Linked DNA regions of Homo sapiens: region 1 is linked to region 2. Evidence: read pairs that join two places in POLR2A ChIA-PET (ENCODE). Cell type or tissue: OCI-LY7. All regions are shown on one strand. Each heading gives the region's core, and the rest is flanking DNA. Links, peaks and the distances in the headings are about the cores only.

Region 1 (10,885 bases), core at 1,603-9,602, 90 kb after region 2:
CTAAAAATACAAAAAATTAGCTGGGCATGGTGGCAGGTGCCTGTAGTCCCAGCTACTCGGGAGGCTGAGGCAGGAGAATGGCGTGAACCTGGGAGGCGGAGCTTGCAGTGAGCCGAGATCGTGCCACCACACTCCCGCCTGGGCGACAGAGTGAGACTCTGCCTCAAAAAAAAAAAAAAAAAGAAAAGAAAGAAAAACAATGTACACAAAATGGACAATGATATAACTAGTTTTGCTCCCAGAGCAATATTAACTCTCTCAACCTCAGAGCTGTGGTTATGGGAAGCACAAGGTCCCCCTAGAGGATCATCTGTGATCTTCCTGCTTCCACACTGCAGTACCCAAACCCATGTGTTCTTTCTCTTTGAAAACACAGCACCGTATAAAGGTCAAACATCAAGGATTAGCCCCAGAGGGGGCACTTTCCACCTGAGGACAGAGTGTTCTAAATTATAAACTACAGATACAGCATGGAACTTTGTACCCTTGTGTCCAAGGACCAGCATGCCAGAAAAGCCACTCTTTGCTGGGGCATTGACACTGATCATCAGCAGGTATGGCTGCTGTTACACAACAGGGCAGGAGAAAAAAGGAGTGGAACTCAGGTGGCCCTCCTAGGTGCCTCTTTGAACTTCCTTGCCCCATTGTGATGTAAGTGGACAAATACAGCAACTTGGATCTGAAAAGGACATGGTGGCCAGGGCTCTGACCCCCTCAGGAATAAGGGTCTGGGACAAGCTACCACATAAGCCACTTATGTCCACAGAGGTGCTAACAGGGTGTGATGAGAATCTACAGTGACTAATACAGAAAGCAACTGCAACATTAGGGGCTGTGGTTTGTCCTATGAATCTTCCTTTTCTTAGTGTCTCTTCAGAGAGAGCCCCACCAGAATCCTAGAGCAGCAGCTTCCCAAATGTAACATAGACAAGGGGATCTAAGTGGTGGGAAGGATGGACTGTGTGATCAGAAACATGCATTATGACTCAGATCTCTCTTCAAGGAGGGACTTACCCAGGGCAGGGAGAGTCATCAGCAGAGAACCTCCACTTTTGAAGCTGGCCTCAGCTGAAATGAGCTGCTTCACCTAAGAAATCAGCAGCATCACTGAAGAAAAGAGCTGCTTCACCTAAGGCTGCTTCCTTCCCAGGGCAGCCTGAGTCTGGGTGATGGGGTGAGCAATGCAGGGTTGTAAGGGCCTGGCCGTCTTGGTTCAACACGAGGCACTCCAATGGGCAGTACATGTTCCAGAGTTCCCTGCTGGCTCCAATGCAGTGCAAATTGACTTCTTCCTCAGCTCAATGTTTTCTTTCTTCTTCTTCAATCATTTCACAGCTGTTGATCCTCAGTAGACATCTTGCACCCAAACTTCTCAGTAACCACTTCCAGAGAACAAGTTACGACATAGCCTGATTTCCTCTGTTAGAAATATTTGGGTTGTAACAAACACAACTTGAGCCAGATGAAGCAAACATGAGAATTTATTAGGATATTTGGAGTATCTCACAGAAGAATTCAACAATCAAGACATGAAAAGGGCAGAGGTGGACCTGAACATGAAGACCAGAAGAACCAGGTACTGGAACACAATCGGGACTCTTTCTTGATTTTGCTTTCATCATGGCTTCATTCTTCTCTCTCACTGCAGACCATGTTTCTCCATGTGGCAGAAAACAGCCACTCACTGCACCCACATTTAAATATAGCTTGTGATGCAAAAATTACACAGACAAAAAAGATAGTACTAGCTTTCTAGAAGCTTTCTAGTGGGAAAGATAAAACATGCAATGATTATATTATCACAGTGAGAAACACACGTACAGGTTCATATAGATTCAATAGGCATTAACAAGGAACAAGGGCATTTCAATTGCAGATTTGCAAAAACATAAGTGATAATAGAAATCTCAAGGAACTACAAGTTGTTCACAGAGGCCAGAAAATATTGCATAGGAGGAAAAAGTTTTCAGAAATGATAGATAGATAGGCATTGGTTTATACAAAAGTCCTTACATACCATAAGGAGAATGTTACACTTTAAGTCCACAATAAGCCACACGATATTTCAACATGAGGCATGTGAAATCAGGGTTGCATTTAAAAATAATCACTATGTATACATGTGAAAAATGGACTGAAAAATGATAGCAAGGTGCAGAAAACATGCATGCATCTGCAAGGGTTATGGTTGGTTATCAGCAGTTAGGCCAGGGGTAGGTGTTGAACATCTGAAAGCTCATTGGTACCTGTATAGACTAATAAGACCTCTGAAATTGACAACCTGGACATAGATTGCTGGAATGACCAAATGACTGCAGAGGTCTCAAATGCAGATTCCAAATGCCTACTGCTGTAGATTTTGCTAGAAAGTTACTTTTGATAAATACGGCATTCTGTGGGTGCATTTTATGTCAACATTCTAAAAGTGATGTTCCCGAAACCAAAGTATCACAAATATATGGACCCATAGGTAATGATGTCAGATCCTGCAAGAAAAAGTCACACAGAAGGCAATCCTGATACAGGTCTCAAAATTCAGTCTGGACCTTAAGGAAAACCCACTACTTAGTAAAAGGAAAACAATGTCAATTGTCCTTTGTAGAACTGTGCACAATTCCAGGTCAGTGGGAAAATCCAGGCAGTAAGAGAATAAGAAAAGATGATGCTTCCTGTATTTGGCCTCCTTTAGTATGCTATCTCAATGTACCTTATTGTGCTCCATAAAATCACAAATAAATCCAGTCTAACTTTAAAACTTTCTTCTTGATGTAGAATTTGTGGTAGGAAACAATAAGGGGCAATGCAGAGACACAGATTTGTGGTTTACAAGGTAATTTCAAAAACACATTAAAAAATCTCTAATTGCAGAATCAGAGCTCTCATGACACTTTAGAAGGTGAGTTCTAGTGATTACTGCACAACGTATTTGAACCTCTGCATCAGTTTTTAACTAGACCTCTGCTGTCAGCATCAATCCTCCCCATAACACCTGACATTTAGAAAAAAATGTTTGTTCTTGGGCAATCAATAGGCTAATGTTGAAGTTCCATTATCTAGTGTAGGAAGTATCAGGTTTAACTGCTTAATAGTTAATGGAATAATCTAGAATTTCCAAGACCTAATAAATCAATCTCTGGGATTGGAAAGAGAATGGTGATAGATGGAAAGAAAAAATAGGGCAAAAATCACAAAGTACAACATCACCCTGTAACTGTTCATTTGCATTAGTTGGTCTCCCACGTCTAGTAAAATGAATTTGAGATATTAAAAAGTAGGAAGTTCTTTTTCTTTTCTTTTTTTGACAGAGGCTCGCTCTGTCGCCCAGGCTGCACAATCTTGGCTCACTGCAACCTCTGCCTCTCAGGTTCAAGTGATTCTCCTGCCTCAGCCTCCTGAGTAACTGGGATTACAGGCACGCACAACCATGCCCGGCTAATTTAAGACAGGGTTTTGCCATGTTGGCCATGAACATGCTGGTCTTCAACTCCTGACCTCAAGTGATCCACTTGAGGTCTCCACTTGAGGTCCTCAGCCTCCCAAAGTGCTGGGATTACAGGCATGAGCCACTGTGCCCAGCCAGGAAGTTCATACACTTGAGTATGAACAAAAAGTTGGAAAATTAAATGCTTTAAAATTACAGCATGGAAAGACAGAATTATTTGGCTGTTGAACTGGTATTCTGGTTTAGAAAATTATTCATTTATTTAAAATTCCAACTTTCCCAAAATGTTGCAAAATCAATAATTAAAGGAGAAAATATTGTTTAAGGTAAAGGTGCAAAATACCATACTGATACAACAATTTGAACATAAAAGGAGAAGTCTTGAGTTTTTCTAAGTTTGCAATCAAGCTCAATATTGGACTTTTCTAAATTTCATCAGCATACAAAAAATATTAACTTTGCCAAGCAACATTATTGAGAGAACATTACAAAATCCTTACTTAGCTAAGGGATGGTTCATGCATTTTTATGGAAATATATAATGGTAAGTTCTCAATGTGAAGTTTTCCATGGGGATAATGCAACTAGTGAAACAAAGTCAAATACATTTCAAATGATAAAATGGAAATCTTGTTTCCTTATACAGATAGTTCCTGACTTAAGAGGATGTGACTTACAGTTTCTCAACATTACAATGGTATCCATACACTACTATTTTTCACCTTCAGTATTCAATAATTACATCAGATATTCAACACCTTTTTATAAAATAGATGATGCATTAGAATGTGTTCTGAGAATGTTTAAGGTAGGCTACGCTAAGCTATGATGTTTGGTAAGTTGGGTGTATTAAATGCATTTTTGACTTACAATGTTTTCAACTTACAATGGGTTTATTGGGAGGTAACCCCACTGTAAGTCCAGGATCATCTGTACTTTTCCAGGGACCACAGAAATTTGCTAGAAGATAAAATAGGCATCCTTGAATGTCAAAAATGTTTTTCCAGCACAAAATTCCCTAATACTTTACATCTTCAGAAATGTGATTTTTTAATAATTCATTTATCCATCTAATTTTTACAAGATATTTTATGCAACACAAAAAGCATAACAGCAGCACAAAATATCCATGATACTTTATCACAGTAAATTAAAATAGTGACATTTGGGTTACATATCACTTAAGATACATATATATATACTATATGGAGGCACCTCACTAAATGAGAAAAAGATTTAATACAGCACTACTTTATTTCATTTAGTTTGGGTGTTGTAATGTAGTTCACACACCTTTATTTTGCTCATTCAGTTATATATTACTATGGTTATTCTGTGGTTCCTGCCTTTGCATATTTATTTTATATAAACTGTTACTCAGACTCTGAGGATGCAGAAGACTTACACAATGTTGGCTTCAGTTACTGAATAGAAAGGTCCATAAAAACAAAAGACCCCTTATGTATGTCTATAAGTTAAAAGAAACGGGTTATCACTTAAGGTACTTATTCATGTAGTCATGTTACATGAGTTTCCATTTTTTATATTATTGTTAAAAAATAAAAACCAGTGGTGTGTAGTGTTGTCTTCACAGACATCAGAGGCACTAAAAGGCATATGCATTTCATACTCCCAATTACATTAAATTATAGGTAAGTCCAAAACACAAAACATACGTGACACTAGAAGATAAGCCACAAATACCACTAAGAAATGTCTTAGATGTTTCAATAACCAATTTATTCACGTATTTTTAAAACTTCACACTTCAAAGTGAACATCTGTCAACCACTTAGAATTGGGTATTTTTGGTACCCATGTCTACAAAAAGTGTATGGCTTCCCTTGACAGTACTATACTGAGGGGCAAGTGTTCCCAGTGTCTTTAAATTGTTAGGTTCTCCATAATATGAATTCTCCAAAATACAAAATAGTCTCGTTACTTGTTGCACTGTCCCATATTTAGTACTTTCATAGAACTTCATTCCTAAGAGCATTTTCTTATGTACAATGAACTGTCATTTCTTAAAAATATTGCCTCATTTCCCGCATTCATGGGGTTTTCCCTCATCCCCAGTGGGAATATTTCTAATAGCTTAAGAGACTTGACTTCTGGAAGGCTTTTGGACATTCACAGGATTCTTCTTTGCTGTGAATGTTCTACTCTATAAGGCTTGTCTATGGTTTTAAAAGTTTTTGAGATCCACTGCAGTCATAGGTTCACTCTACTCTATGAATTATGATCGGCTTTCCATACACCACCTCATTTAGAGTTCTCATCCTCATGGAGTACAAACACCTAACATGACGTGACTGTCTACAAACGTTATCATAATTGCATTTCCTGAAGTCCAAGATGATCTGTCAAAGACTACTATTAACTGTATTCCTAGGATTTTTTTACTGTATGAGTTCTCTGATGATTGATGAGCTGTGACTTCTGTGAGAAAGCTTTCCCACATTCAATGCATCGATAAGGCTTCTCTCCTGTATGAATTCTCTGATGATTAACCAGCTGTGACTTCTGAGAGAAGGCCTTCCTACATTCACTGCATCCATAGGGTTTCTCACCCGTATGTGTCCTTTGATGTGGTATAAGGTGTGACTTCCGAGAGAAAGCTTTGCCACACTCACTGCATTCAAAAGGCTTCTCTCCTGTATGTATTCTCTGATGATTGATGAGACTTGACTTCTCCCTGAAGGCTTTTCTACATTCATTGCATTCATAAGGTTTTTCTCCTGTATGAGTTCTCAGATGTCTAATTAGCTCCGACTTCTCAAAAAAAGCTTTCCTACAAAGACTGCATTCATAGGGTTTCTCTCCAGTGTGAATTCTCTGATGGGTATTTAGCTGTGATTTCTGGGAGAAAGCTTTTTCACAGTCCCTGCATTCATACGGTTTTTCTCCAGTATGAGTTCTCTGATGAGTTGCAAGACTTGACTTCTCACCAAAGGCCTTCCCACATTCACTGCATTCATAGGGTTTCTCCCCTGTATGTGTCCTCTGATGTGATATGAGATGTGACTTCTGACAAAAGGCTTTCCCACATTCACTGCATACATATGGTTTTTCTCCTGTATGAATTCTTTGATGATTAGTGAGACTTAATTTTTCACTGAAAGCTTTCCCACACTCACTGCATTCATACGGTTTTTCTCCCGTATGAGTTCTCTGATGTCTAACGAGCTGTGATTTCCTGCTGAAGGCTTTCCCACATTTACTGCATATAAAGGGTTTTTCTCCTGTGTGTGTCATCTGATGTGATATGAGATGTGACTTCTGGGAGAAGGCCTTCCCACACTGAATGCATCCATGAGGTTTCTCTCCTGTATGTGTTCTCTGATGATTAATGAGACTCGACCTCTCTCTAAATGCTTTCCTACACTCGCTGCATTCATAGGGTTTCTCTCCAGTATGAATTGTCTGATGTCTAATAAGCTCTGACTTCTCAAAGAATGCTTTTCTACAATCACTACATCCAAAGGGTTTTGTTCCTGTGTGAGTTCTGTGATGTGTAACGAGTTGTGACTTCCTGCTGAAGGCTTTCCCACATTCCCTGCATTCAAAAGGCTTCTCACCGGTATGAATTCTCTGATGGTTAATGAGATTGGACTTTTCACTAAAGGCCCTCCCACATTCATTGCATCCATAGGGTTTCTCTCCTGTGTGTGTTCTCCAATGCGATATGAGATGTGACTTCCGGGAGAAGGCTTTCCCACATTCACCACACTCATAAGGTTTCTCTCCTGTATGTGTCCGCTGATGGGATGTGAGCTGTGACTTTTGGGAGAAGGCTTTCCCACACTGGCTACAATTATAAGGTTTTTCTCCTGTATGAGTTCTGTGATGTGTAATAAACTGAGACTTCTGGGGAAAGGTTTTGCCACAATTACCACAGCCAAAGGCTATGTCTCTTATATGTCTGCTCTGATGTTTAATGAGACTTGGTTTCTTACTGAAGCGCTTCCTACATTCACTGCATTCATAGAGTTTCTCCCCTAAACGATTTCTATGATATATGATAATCTGTGACTTTTTATAGCTCTCTTTATATTTATCACAGTCATAGTATTTTAACCAGGTATCAGTATCCTCAGGCTTGGAATGGAGAAAAAAATTATCAAACACATTAAAGTCATCTGATTCTGCTTTTCCATAATCTCCTTTTGGAATAAGCAAATCTAAATGATGTTTTAAAATCAATCCATCTAAGTCACCTTCACTGTTTGATTTCCTTAAAGGAACAAAGTTCATGTTCAGATTGAAATTTTTTCCAAATGCATCACATTCATGACCTCTTTTTATAATTTTAAGCTTGTCTTGGTTATCCTGGTGCCACATCATGTTACCATCTACTTTCCAGACTTCTATAAAGGAAACAAAAACAATCTGTTTGGTTGTGCTTTCTAAAAACAAAACAAAACAAAACAAAACTAGAAATGCTATGTTGAGGGGTTGGCTGCTTTTAAGGCTTAGTTTCCGAGTCTGAAATAAGTCCCAAGTATAATAACTATCTTCTAGGTATTGCAAGGAAATGCTAAAAACAGAAACAGGAAACTGACTGGAGATTAAGTCATCTTTGGTTGTTGACAAATATGTTTATTAAATGGGGAATATGAAAAACACATGAAAAGCAAAGAAAAAAGGTTAGAAGAAGCTTTGACCCAATGTTTTGAGTAATTAATTCACTCAATACTTTCTGAGTATACACTATGCCCAGGTAGTGTGTAAGGTACTAGAGACACAAGAGAAAAAATAAGTTCCTGTAGGCCAGGAGCGGTGGCTCACACCTGTAATCCCAGCACTTTGGGAGGCCGAGGCAGGCAGATCATGAGGTTGGGAGATCGAGACCATCCTGTCTAACATGGTGAAACCCCGTCTCTACTAAAAATACAAAAAATTAGCCGGGTGTGGTGGTGGGCGCCTGTAGTCCCAGCTACTCAGGAGGCTGAGGCAGGAGAACGGTGTGAACCCAGGAGGCGGAGATTGCAGTGAGCCGAGATCACGCCACTGCACTCCAGCCTGGGTAACAGAGCAAGACTCCATCTCAAAAAAATAAAAATAAAAAATAAAAAAATAAGTTCCTGTCATTATAAAATTTATATTGTAATGGAAAAGATAATATTTTTAAAACAACAAACTATACACTGTAGTAAATACTAAGAAGAAAATGAAAATATTTGAAAGAATGATTAGTCATTTCAAGCTTAAACAATGAGAAATATTTTGTGTATTGTTTCTTATTCTAAAGTTTTATTTAAACTTGCCATATGCATCTTCACATTACTATTAAGAAAGCCACTTAGATCCTCCCACCTTAACTGCCTGAGTAGTTGGGACAACAGGCATGCACCACCATGCCCAGATAATTTTTTTTTAATATTTTGTAAAGATGGGGATTCCCTATATTGTCCAGAATGGTCTTGAACTCCTGGCTTTATGCAGTCTTTCCACCTCAGCCTCCCAAAGTTCTGGGTTACAGGTGTGAGCCACTGCGCCGGGCCAATTTTGGTTTTTCATGGAGGACTTTTAGCAGGTCTCAAAAGTTTTCTTCTAATAGTTTTCTTGGTGTTCTATCATTCATAGGTGTTGAATTTATCAAACTTTTTCTATTTCAATTATTACATTTTTACTTTGTTCAAGTAATATTGTATCATATTAAACAAACATTGCATTGTGAAAAATACCCTGCTTAGTCATGGTATGTAATCATTCTTATACCTTTTTGTATTCTTTTTTTAAATATTTCTGAGAATTTCTGTGTCTAAATTTAAATAGGATGTTGTTTCATAGTCATCTTGTGATTCTTTTGTCTCCTTTGGGTATTATGGTATTACTGGCTAACAGATGAATTAAGAAATATTACCTCTTCTACTGCTTGAAGTTTTTGTGAGAAATTGATGTTTTTCATTAAGTGTTGATGAAATGTACAACTTAAGCAGTTTATAACAACTATTCTATCTAAAAAGATTTAATTTTTTTGTTATGTGGATATAAGTATATTCTATTATATATATAATGAAACAATTCATAGGATGTTTTTTGAGTTTACTTTTGTAATCCATCTCTATCAGTATTTTCTATTTCACAGTATGTCATGAACAATTATTCTAGGCACTTGACATGGAATAATTTGAACAAATAGAGAATGAGTCCTATACTACAATCAATAAATAACTCAAAATTTTCTCCATTTTTAGGATGAAGAATATGAATATAGTTCTGTTACATAATATTTGTGTTTACTGTGTGAGACAAATGAGTTACTGAATGTAAAAATAATTAGTAAAACTGCCCTTTGATTTTGGAATTCATGAAGCAGGCAAATGCCCTACCTTCTATTTTTATCAATATTTAGATAAGGCAGAAAAATAAATTTTAATAAGATACACAGAATAATCTTGTATTTGAAGAATGCTATGAAAAAAGATAGTTTGGAGCAGTAGTTAGTATTTGGCTCATATAATGTGTTAGGTACTATTCTAAGCCATTAAACATTTGTATGCTTAATACCTAAGAGTTTAAAGTGAAGAAATCAAAGATTCATTGAAAAAGAAAAATTAAATTTAAAAAAAATTGTATTTTTAATTGAAAAATAATAGTTGTACATATCTGTCTACAGTGTAATATTTTGATATATGTTTATGTTGTAAAATGATTAAATCAAGTTAATGTTTATAACCTAAAAAAAAAAAAAAGGAAAGCCACTTAATGCAACACATTTTCAAAACCATATCATCTTTCATCTAAACTATTCAGGCACAGAACTTTAAAATCCATGTGTACTTTCACTAAAACTATCCCAAGACCCAAGTTCCCATTCTAAAAATAATCTAATCTGACAGTTTGACAGTCATTTGTTACATAGCTCTATTTCCATTATCCTCATGACATAACCATTTATACTATTATAAGTTAACTTCAAAATATGTATTTTTTGAGACAGGGTCTTGCTCTGTCGCCCATATTGAAGTGCAGTGTTGTGATGCAGCCTCAACCCCCCAGGCTCCCAGGCTCAAGAGATCCTCCTACATAAGCCTCCCAAGCAGCCAGAATACACAGGTGTGCAACCACATAGCTGGCTAATTTTGTTGTTGTTCTTGTTGAGATGGGGTCTCCCTATGTTGTCCAGGCTGCTCTTGAACTCCTGGGCTCAAGCAATTCTCCCACTTTACCCTCCCAAACCAGTAAGAGACTTGGTCTCTCCCAGAGTGTTGGGGTTTCAGGCATGAGCCAACATGCTGGGCCCATTTTTCAATAAAAATCTACATTTCAAATTTTTTGTGAGGTTGTACCTAGAGGTAAGAAAGATAATCAGTAATGTGAAAACATTCTACAAATTTAAATGTCAACTGAAGGTTATATATTTGTAGGATTATATGGTGGAGGTAGAATCAACAAGATTTGCTGATGTATTTGGTATGGAGAAAATAAAGGGAAAAA
Region 2 (10,885 bases), core at 932-8,931:
AAAGCATGAGCCTATTACAGTCTCTGGCACATTTATGGTCAAAGCAATAAGATTTACAATAATCATCATCATTCTTCTCATTTTTTTGATTTCTTCGCTCTGAAACATAAGGACTTAACAACTGATAGGACTACTACCACAAGATGTGAACTTAGAATCTGAAGCCTGACCCATACGCTCTTAGAATTTCTGCCATCTGCTACCTGTGTATATTACTGCAAATTATTTCTCTTGAATAAGAGCTTTATCTGTTTCTCAATGTCTTTCAGGTAAAACATATAATCCCAAACCTAAAAAATACACTGATGATACCACTTCATCTTACATAAGTGGGGTGACATTCCACTCTTACCTGGTATTATGGGTTAAACTGTATCCCCCCCGCCGACAAAAAGGTATGTTGAAGTTTTAATCCTCAGTATCTCAGAATATGACCATATTTGGAAATACAGTCTTTCCAGATGTAATTAGTTATGATGAGGTAGTACCAGAAATAGGATGGGCCCCTAATCCAGTATGAGGGTGGTCCTCCATAAAAAAGACACAGACACAGGGGAAGAGACCATGTGAACATGGAGACCAAGACTGGAATGATATATCCACAAGCCAAGGAACACCTGGGGCCAGCAGAGCCTGGAAGAGATAAGGAAAGACCCTCTCCTAGAAGCGTAGCAGAGCCCCACTGACATCTTCATTTTAGACTTAACAGCCTCCAGCTGTGACATGATACATTTTGGTTGTTTTGAGCCACCTAACTGCTGGTTCTTTGTTACCGCAGCCCCAGGAAACTAATACACCTGGTAAATGATCCCTGTGCCAGGCCTGGTCCCTAAATGACTTCCTTATACAATCCCACCCCGACCAGTCCTGTCCCTTACCACTTAGTTAGTTCCTAGTTTCTTCCCCATCCTGATGATTTTTAATAGGAAATACACCACCCTTTCCTCCCTTTCCCCAACCCAGAACATCAGAAAATCTTATGGAGAAGTTTTTCAACCTACAAATGCCAACTGGAAGATTCTATGAAGAATATCTATGATAAGGGGGGTGCTGAGCACTTATGGAGGACAATTCTGAGTGGAGAGTTTGGTCATAAGAATGAGGTGTTTTATTAATATCCTAAAATCTTCCACATATTATGTAATACAACCATGCCAGTAAGTTATTGTCGAAGTCTGTTGGACCCATCAATCAACTAATCATCTGATTTTTAAAAATCATCATTCATTATATTTTTTGATTTGATAATGAATTTAACAGCCTTGTAGATTCTGTAAAACTCCATGCCTTTAAGCCCATGAAGTCTGAGTATTTCTTTTGACAATAAATTCTCAATAAAAATATAAACTGCTGGGTCCAGTTAATAATTGTTATTTTTGGATACTTGTCAACAGACATTCAGGAAAGCTTACTAGATGAACAAAATAGAAAAGAAAGAAAGAAGGTAAGTAATAAAAAGAAAATATAACAATATTTCCTCCCATGGTCCCAAAGAAAGACTTGCTTTGAGATACCATTTTGATACAATCACCTACAAGGCAAATACTAAAAAGTAAAAAAGAGCTTATGATAATATTTCAAAGTAGAGATTTAAACTAAGTGGAAGTTCAGAAGAGGAAGAGGCCAATACTTAATGAGGAATCATAAAAGCCTTCATGGGAAAGAACTTGAGGCTAAATTACAGGACAAGTAAGACTCAGATTTAATTTACATCACACTCAAAGTCTGAGATGCAGGGAAATGCCTATAAATAAATTTTTAAAACATTAAATACAAAACTAGATAGAGGCTGGGCATGGTGGCTCACGCCTGTAATCCCAGCACTTTGGAAGGCCGAGGTGGGCGGATCACTTGAGGTCAGGAGTTCGAGACCAGCCTAGCCAACATGGTAAAACCCTATCTCTCCTAAAAATACAAAAATTAGCTGGGCGTGGTGGTGCATGCCTGTAATTCCTGGTTCTTTGGGAGGCTAAGGCGGAAGAATCGCTTAAACCTGGGAGGCGGAGGTTGCAGTGAGCCTAGATCGCGCCACTACACTCCAGCCTGGGAGACTGAGTGAAACTCCATCTCGAAAAGAAAAAAAGATCTAAAGTACAGTAGGAAAAACTGGTGTTTCTGTGAGCAGCCATTCTGGAAAGGAAGGAGAGTTGAGGCAACAGGAATTATGAGCTCTCTGCAGCAGTTTTCTACCTGGCAGAAAACAAACTCTCAGAAAAGAAGGTGATAAGAGTCCCACTCCAGAGCTTGCACAGAGAACTGAGTTGTGGGAAGGGGTCACATGAAAGAACAAAGAGAGGCAAAAATGCAAGAAGTGATTCTATGACAAACGAAAGCACAAGATGCTAGAGTGAGTGGTAACAATTAGGAGAGCGACACGTGCAAGCGCTGAAACCAAGCACGTCAACAGACAGAGAAACCTTTGCCTCTGAATGCAAATGGAATGTAAAGACTGGCAGTGGGGAAACAGGGGCCAGATAAACTCAGTCTTCCCAGGAAGAAGGGCCTGTGAGGAGGGCCAGTGACCACTATCTCTAGAAGTTCTGGCACCTCACAGCCCATCTGGGCTGCTGCCTATGACAACTCTTGACTGGTCCTCACCAGGATGGGTCTCTTGGTGAATTTCTCTCTCCACCAGCCAGGGCTCTTCTCCCTTCTCCAACCGGAGGATCACATCTGGCTTAGTAAGCTGATAACCTGTTCACAGTGAAAGACAAAGAACAGGGTAAGAGTCAGGGGAGCTCTGAGGTAGGCACGAAGAAACATCTCAGATTCAACCTGACCACCAACCCTCTGCAGGACTGGCAGGGACTCTAAAGTTGACAGAGGCAGGAAAACTTATTTTATTTTATTTATTTATTTTGAGATGGAGTCTCTCTCTGTTGCCAGGCTGGAGTGCAGTGGCATAATCTTGGCTCACTGCAACCTCCACTTCCGGGGTTCAAGTGATTCTCCTGCCTCAGCCTCCCAAGTAGCTGGGACTATAGGAGCACGCCACCACGCCCAGCTAATTTTTGTATTTTTAGTAGAGACGGGGTTTCACCATGTTGGTCAGGATGGTCTCAATCTCTTGACCTTGTGATCTGCTCACCTCGGCCTCCCAAAGTGCTGGAATTACAGGCGTGAGCCACCATGCCCAGCCAGAAAACTCCTTAAAGAGGCATTTTTAAAACTTCAATACATTAAAACAAGTTTTCCACAAAAGCTGGAGTAAAAAAACCCTGTTCTATGCCTCAAAGAAATTAGGTCTCTGAACGCCAAGCCTATACTCTGGTGTGATACATGCTTCAGGGTCTCTGTACCTTTTGATCAATGGAGAACCAAAATCTTCAAAAACAGAGCTAGTCTTACCCAAGGAAACCAGGTTCTTATAGTTCTCCAGCATCACATTTCTGTACACGATCTGCTGAGCAGTGTCCAGCAGCTTCCACTCCTCCCTGGTGAAGTCCACAAATACATCCTTGAAGGTCACCAGTGTCTACAACATCAAACACATTTGCATTGCACCAGATATGCATCTTTGCTATCCCCCTTTCCTGATCGCTAACAGGAAGAGAAATTAAGCTGACAGCACTGGGGCAGGTAAAGTGGATGGACCACAATTTATTCTAGGAGTGAGTAGTATTTATTCTAGTCAAGTCTTAAAAGGAATGGCTATTAGGTACCTACTGTCTGAAAACAAGTTTTATGTGATGCTTTAGGTTAAAGAAAACTGTCATAAGCATTTTTATTTAAATTAAATTTTAAACAGCTATGGCAGGGGGAATCATCCATTCTCCAAAAAAGTTAACCCACTTTTATACTACGTAAATAAAGAACCTAATTCAAGTACACCTTAATGCTTAAGAGATTTACCACCCTAGCCATGTTTTATAACCTAAAATAATTATCCAAAACATTTTTCATGACTATTGGTAGGTACTAAAAAAAAAAAAAACAGAAGAGTTGGGAGATTATATTTTAGCAGTAGCAAAACAATTTGACAAAGAAACAGGAGACAGATGCAAGGCCCTTATCAGCCACATCAAAAATAAGTGTTGATTGTATCTAGAGAAAAACCTATTTGAGTGACTGAGGGTCTCTCATCAAAGACCATAAAGGTCAGAAGACAGTGGAATAATGTTTGTTTGTTTTTAAATGTTGAAAGAACAGACAAACCAGAATTTCTACGTCCAGTGAAAATATCTTTCAAAAATGATGCAAAATTAAGATATTCTCAAATGAACTAAAACTAACAGAATTTGTTGCCCGAAGTTCTGCTCTAGAAGATGTGCTGAAGGAAGTTCTTCAGGCAGAAGGGAAATGATACCAGAGAGAAACCTGAAATCTCAGAAAAGGAAGATAAATAACAAAAACAGTAGATATCTGGGTAAATATAACAGATTTGTTTTCTTCTCTGAAATTTTTCAAAAATATACAGAACAGTTGAAAGAAAGACCTGTAACATTTTCCGGTGCAGTTTTTCAACGTACACACAACTTTAACAAAAAGGGAGGAATGTAAAGGGACCCACATGTTGTAAGGCTTCTAGATTTTGCTTGAAGTAGTAAAAATTAACTCTAAGTGGACTGTAAAAGATTAGATATGTATATTCTAATCCCTACAGCAAGTATTAAAAAATACAAAAATATAAAGCTGAAAAACCAAGACATTAAGTGAAATACTAAAATATATTCAAATAATCCAAATAAAGGCAGTAAATTAAGAAGGGGGAAAAGATATACAGAGAACATATAATAAAATAACACACTTAAATCCAATTGTATTAATTAATAACATTAAACAAAAATGGTCTAAACATAACAATTAAAAAACAAGTAGCCAAACTTTATCAAGAAAAAAAAAAAGCAACCGGGTGCAGTGGCTCACACCTGTAATCCCAGCACTTTGGAAGGCTGAGGTAGGTGGATCACTTGAGTTCAGGAGTTCAAGACCAGCCTGGCAATATGGCAAAACCCTGTCTCTACAAAAAATACAAAAATTAACCAGGCGTGGTGGCATGTGCCTGTAGTCCCAGCTACTCGGGAGGCTAAGGTGAGAGGATCACTTGAACCCAGGAGCCAGATGTTACAGTGGGCTGTGATCACACCACTGTACTCTAGCCTGTGCAACAGAGTGAGAACCTGTCTAAAAAAAAAAAAAAAAAAAAAAAAGCAATAGCAAAAACCACAAGCCCTTGAGCCCTGGAGTTTCAGACCAGCCTGGACAACATAGGGAGATCCTGTGTCTACAAAAAATTTAAAAATTAGCCAGATGTGGTGGCTCATGCCTATAGTCCCAGCTACTGGGGAGACAGGTGGGAGAATCACTTGAGTCCAGGAGTTTGAGCCAGACTGCAGTGAGCTGTGATAGCACCACTGCACTCCAGCCTGGGCAACAATGAGACCCTGCCTCAAAACAAACAAACAAACAAACCACAAGCCTCAACTATCTGCTACCTAAAAGAAAACACTGGGCCGGGCACGGTGGCTCATGCCTGTAATCCCAGAACTTTGGGAGGCTGAGGCGGGCGGATCACCTGAGGTCGGGGGTTCCAGACCAGCCTGACCAACATGGAGAAACCCTGTCTCTACTAAAAATACAAAATTAGCCAGGTGTGGTGGCACATGCCTGTAATCTCAGCTACTCGGGAGGCTGAGGCAGGAGAATCGCTTGAACACAGGAGGCAGAGGTTGCAGTGAGCCAAGATATCGGCATTGCACTCCAGCCTGGGCAACGAGAGCAAAACTCCAACTCAAAAAAAAAAAAAAAAAACCAACATTGAATACAACCTAGAAACCTAGAGAGGTTAAAAGTAAAAGGACAGAAACAGATATACTATGGAAACACTAATCATACAAAAGCTAGAGTGGCTGTATTAGTATCAGACAACATAGAATTAAGAACAAAGAATATTAGCAGAGATAAAGAGGGATATTACACACTGATAAATGTGTCAATCTGCAAAAAAATTTCAAATCCTAAATAGATCAAAATGTAACATATAAATTTATAAAACTTCTGTAAGAAAACATAGGAGAAAATATTTGTCATTTTGAGTTCTTCAGAGGGTTCTTAACAATAACACCAAAAGCACAAATTGATAGGTCAGGCATGGTGGCTCACGCCTGTAATCCCAGCACTCTGGGAGGCCAAGGCAGGAGGATCATCTGAGGTCAGGAGTTCGAGACTAGCCTGGCCAACATGGTGAAATGCCGTTTCTACTAAATATACAAAAATTAGCTGGGCATGGTGATGCACACAAGTAATCCCAGCTACTTCGGAGGCTGAGGCATGAGAATCGCTTCGACGCTGGAGGCAGAGGTTGCAGTGAGCCCAGATCACACCACTGCACTCCAGCCTAGACGAGAGAATGAGACTCTGTCTCCAAAAAAATAAAAAAGAACAAATAGAAAATTGACAAAGTGAGCTTCACCAAAACTAAAAATATTTTTCCTCTTCAAAAGACATTGCTAAGAGAATGAAAAGACAAGCCAGAGACCAGGAAATAATATTTGCAAATCACATTATCTGACAAAGGACTTGTACATATAAGGTACAGAGAACCCTCAAAACTCAGTAAGAGGCTGAGCACAGTGGTTCACACCTGTAATCCCAGACTTTGGGAGGCCAAGGCAGGCCTCGGGAATGCCTCAGGATTGCCTGAGTTCAGCAGTTCGAGACCAGCCTGGGCAACACGGTGAAACCCCGTCTCTACTAAAATACAAAAAAAAAAAAAAAAAATTAGCCAGGCATGGCGTCATGCACCTGTAGTCCCAGCTACTCGGGAGGCTAAGGCAGGAGAATTGCTTGAATCCGGGAGAAGGCAAACGTTGCAGTGAGCTGATATCGTGCCACTGCACTCCAGCCTGGGCTACAGAGCAAGACTCCGTCTCCCAAAAAAAAAAAAAAAAAAAACTCAGAAAACAGACTAGTTTTCTTACTGAGCAAAAGACTAAAATAAACATTTCACCAAAGAAGAATATAGGTAGTTGGTAATAAATAAGCAAATGATGCTTAATATCATTATTTATTAGGGAAATGAAAGTTAAAATGACAGTGAGATACCTCTAAGACACTTATTAGAAAGGGTACTTTTAAAATGTGTGATACCAAGTGCTGGTGAGGATGCGGAATAACTGCCACTCCCACACATTACTGTGAGAATGCAAAAATGCTACAACCACTTTGGAAAATTTGCATATTTTTCATAAAGTTAAACGTACTCTTGGCACACACCTATCATTCTCTTGGCTAAATACCTGAGTATGAAAATTTATGTCCACACAAAAACCTGTATGCAAATGTATAAACCTGAGAAAGGGCTTTATTTATAATTGGCAAAAACTGGAAGAAACTCAAATGTCCCTCAACAGGAAATGCATAAACAAAACGTGGTACAGCCACACAGTGTAAATCTACTCAGTAATAAAAAGGAACATCCTACTGACTCATGCAACAACAGATGAACCTCCGATACATTATGCTATATGAAAGGAGCTAGAGGCTTCATACTATGAGATTCCATTTATGTGACCTTCTGGAAAAGGTAAAAATCAATAGATCAGTGGTTGCAAGGGGCTGGAGGGGGAGTTAGCATGGACTATATACACAGGGGCAGCACACAGGGAATTCTAGGATCATGGGTTTGCCCTGTATCTTGGTGTTTTGTTTTTTTTTTGAGATGGAGTTTCGCTCTTTCACCTAGGGTAGAGTGAAGTGGCACAATCTCGGCTCAGTGCAACCTCTGTTCCCTGAGTTCAAGCAATTCTCCTGCCTCAGCCTCCCAGGTACCTGAGTTTATAGGCGCCCGCCACTGTGCCCAGCTAATTTTTGTATTTTTAGTAGAGACGGGGTTCCACCATGTTGGCCAGGCTGGTCTCGAACTCCTGACCTCAAGTGATCCACCCGCCTCCGCCTCCCAAAGTGTTGGGATTACAGGCATGAGCCACAGTGCCCAGCCTGCTCTGTATCTTGAATGAAGTGGGGGCTACACAACTATATGCATCTGTCAAAAATCACAGAACTGTAAATCCAAAGTGGAAAACGTTACTGTATGTAAAAAAAAAATTTTAAATGGAATGTCCTATGAGATCTGTATGCTGGATATCTTCTCTCCTTCCCTCCAGGTTTCCTCTCCACCCTACTCTGTTCCCCAGGGAGGGTGAGCTGTGTGGATTATACCAAAGGTTTCTCTTGCCCTCTGCCTTTCTGATTTATTTCACCAATGGAGATCACCAGCTGGATATGGCAAGAAAGTTGCCCCAGTGCAGTGGTGGTGACGTAATGGAGGTACCTTGACAGATGGGAACAGCCTCTGTGAACTGCAAGTCTGGTTTCCAGAACCTGTTCTCATCCCTTCAGGCCTAATGGTGATGACACTCTGCTCCCACCTCATTCTCGTATTACTGAAGTTCAGTGTGCCTGCTACTTTCCACTAGTCCTTGACTCACTCATTGCTGCTCAGTTTCTAAGAAGCCTGCCCAGTTTTAACTTCAGTGGCTATCTGATTTCTGGCCTGGTGCTTTTAGCATTCCTATAAGTAATACATTGCACTTTTACTGTGAACACAGAGACAAAGCATATCATGGGGACACCACTGAAAGGTGCATGACATGTTAGCCAAGAACCGGATTTGAAATCAGGCGAACCTGTGGTCAAATCTGTACATCTTAAATTTTGTGTTTTTTTTGTTTTTTTCTTTTTGTGGGGGTGGGGGGGTGGGACAGAGTTTTGCTCTGACACGCGGGCTGGAGTGCAGTGGCATGATCTTGGCTCACTGCAACCTCCGCCTCCCGGGTTCAAGCAATTTTCCTGCCTCAGCCTCCGGAGTAGCTAGGACTATGCCACCACGCCTGGCTTGCTTATTTTTGTATTTTCAGTAGAGACAGGGTCTTACCATGTTGGCCGTGCTGTTCTCAAACTCCTGACCTCGGTGATCTGCGCACCTCAGCCTCCCAAAGTGCTGGGATTATAGGTATGAGCCACCGCACCTGGCCTATATACCTTAAATTTTGGATTGGATAATGCTTATTTAACTTCACCATGAGTCAGTTCTCTTAGCTGTAAAATACCGTCTGTCTCATAGTATTATACACACTAACACAACAGTACAATACCGTGTTAAAGAAGACAGAGATGAGAAGTGCCATCTGCTGCAGTCCAGCATGTACAGACATGCCAAGAAGGTATATAGCCTAAGTATGCTTTCATTCCTCCTAATACTTTTGAAATATCTTGTGTGCTTCTTGTTCTTTGCTGGAAGTAAGCATTATCCTGAATTGTGTTGTTTATTATTTTCAAAATGCCCTTACCTCATATGAATATAATTGTAAACGAATAACTGGTTGGCCGGGCGGGGTAGCTCACACCTGTAATGCAGTGCTTTGGGAGGCCGAGGCAGGCGGATCACCTGAGGTCAGGATATTGAGACTGGCTAACACAGTGAAACCCCGTCTCTACTAAAAATACAAAAATTTAGCCAGGCATAGTGGCACACGCCTGTAGTCCCAGCTACTTGGGAGGCTGAGGCAGAAGAATCACTTGAACCTGGGAGGTGGAGGTTGCAGTGAGCTGAGATCGCGCCACTGGACTCTAGCCTGGGTGACAGAGCAAGACTCCGTCTAAACAACAACAAAAAAAGAATAACTGTTTGTAAATACCTGTTTTTGAATTTTTTGGTCAGCATGAGTTGATCTTTTTCTTGTATTAGCCTCCAGTCCATTTTAAATGTAACACTAATCTCATTCCATTCTGTCATATTTTCCACTACTATTCTACTATTTTTATTTTGTATATATTTGAAAATTTCTATAATAAAAGAAGAGAGGGAAAGACCAAAGCCCACAGTGATCTGTCTTCTTCCTAACTCACCTGGAAACAAAACAAAAACCTAATTCTAGTCTGCTGGAGAAGAAGATATAATTTCTGAAGATCTTTGGCAAAGGAACTAAAGCAAAAAGGAATTCCCAGTTGGAAACTGGGAAGAAAGCCCAGCTTACCCGGGACCAGGCAGTTAGTGACTTAGCATCCATGCCCTCCTTGTTCTTGATGATACTTCCTTGAGTGACAGCAGAGTGCTGAGGAGACAAAGCTGGGAAAAAGAAAGAAACATAAGTTAAGTTTGCTATGACTGGGAGGCTCCCTAAATTGTCAGTCTAAACTTCTTCATACCAGCTGGGTATGACACAAACACCCACTATACAGAGGAACATCAGAGATATTCTATAAGCAAATCTACAGTGCCCGAAGCTCCCCAAGATTAGGAAGAGAAGAGCTACATAAATTGCATTTTTACCCCCTTAATCTCTGGAGTTCCACACCACATTTGAAGATTTAAAACTGAATGATCCTACCTACCATTACAAATTTTTTTTTTGCGGAAAAAAATACCAAACCTGACCTAATCAAATAGTCTCACTTTACAGATTAAAAAAACAAGTGTTGTCTCCAGCTGGTCACAGAACGGAAGTCAGAGATAGAAGCCCAAGAAAAATGTGACGCACCATTACTGGCTTGAAGATGGAATGCAGTGTGAGGAACATGGCAGGCTCCAGCAGCAAAGAGCAGCACCAGCTGAAAGCCAGCTAGGAAGCAGGGACCTCAGTCCTGCAGCCACAAGGAACTGAATTCTGCCAAGAAGAGTGAGCTTGAAAGTGAATTTTTCCCCACGGCCTCCAGATGAGAACTCAGTCCAGGTGACACCCTGATTTCAGCCTTTAGACATCCTGAGCAGAAAACCCAGCCATGCTGTGCTTGCACCGCTTCTGACCAACAGAGCTGATAAGGAAATGCTGTTTGAAGCTGCCAAGTTTGTGGTATATGCTACAAGCAACAGAAAACTAATATAGCCAATTACATTTTAAAGATAATTTAAATATTAAGGAAAAATATTATATATTTACCTAGG

What was found. Peaks named below come from ENCODE experiments on the same cell type or tissue, not always from the same donor. Only the 100,000 strongest peaks of a DNase experiment are listed, where the experiment ranks them.
Region 1: POLR2A ChIA-PET joins it to region 2 with 5 read pairs; 5 of 35 experiments call an interaction of 5 or more read pairs at or near these places.

Annotation. Positions count from the first base shown.
Region 1 is chr12:133,053,878-133,064,762 of GRCh38, reverse strand. ZNF84 (zinc finger protein 84) reads right to left here. Exons shown (of 5, transcript NM_001289971.2): 5 at 1,464-7,809. The coding sequence ends at 5,831. Among named protein-coding and RNA genes, the nearest start is that of ZNF140, 22 kb to the left of the region's middle. RefSeq lists a silencer at 5,653-5,853. In OCI-LY7, for the core only: no CTCF peak of the experiment used is centred there; a DNase peak (open chromatin) is centred at 6,362.
Region 2 is chr12:133,143,618-133,154,502 of GRCh38, reverse strand. It overlaps ZNF10 (zinc finger protein 10), which reads right to left. Exons shown (of 5, transcript NM_015394.5): 2 at 9,978-10,069; 3 at 3,349-3,475; 4 at 2,599-2,694. The coding sequence starts at 10,010. Among named protein-coding and RNA genes, the nearest start is that of ZNF10, 18 kb to the right of the region's middle. In OCI-LY7, for the core only: no CTCF peak of the experiment used is centred there; no DNase peak of the experiment used is centred there.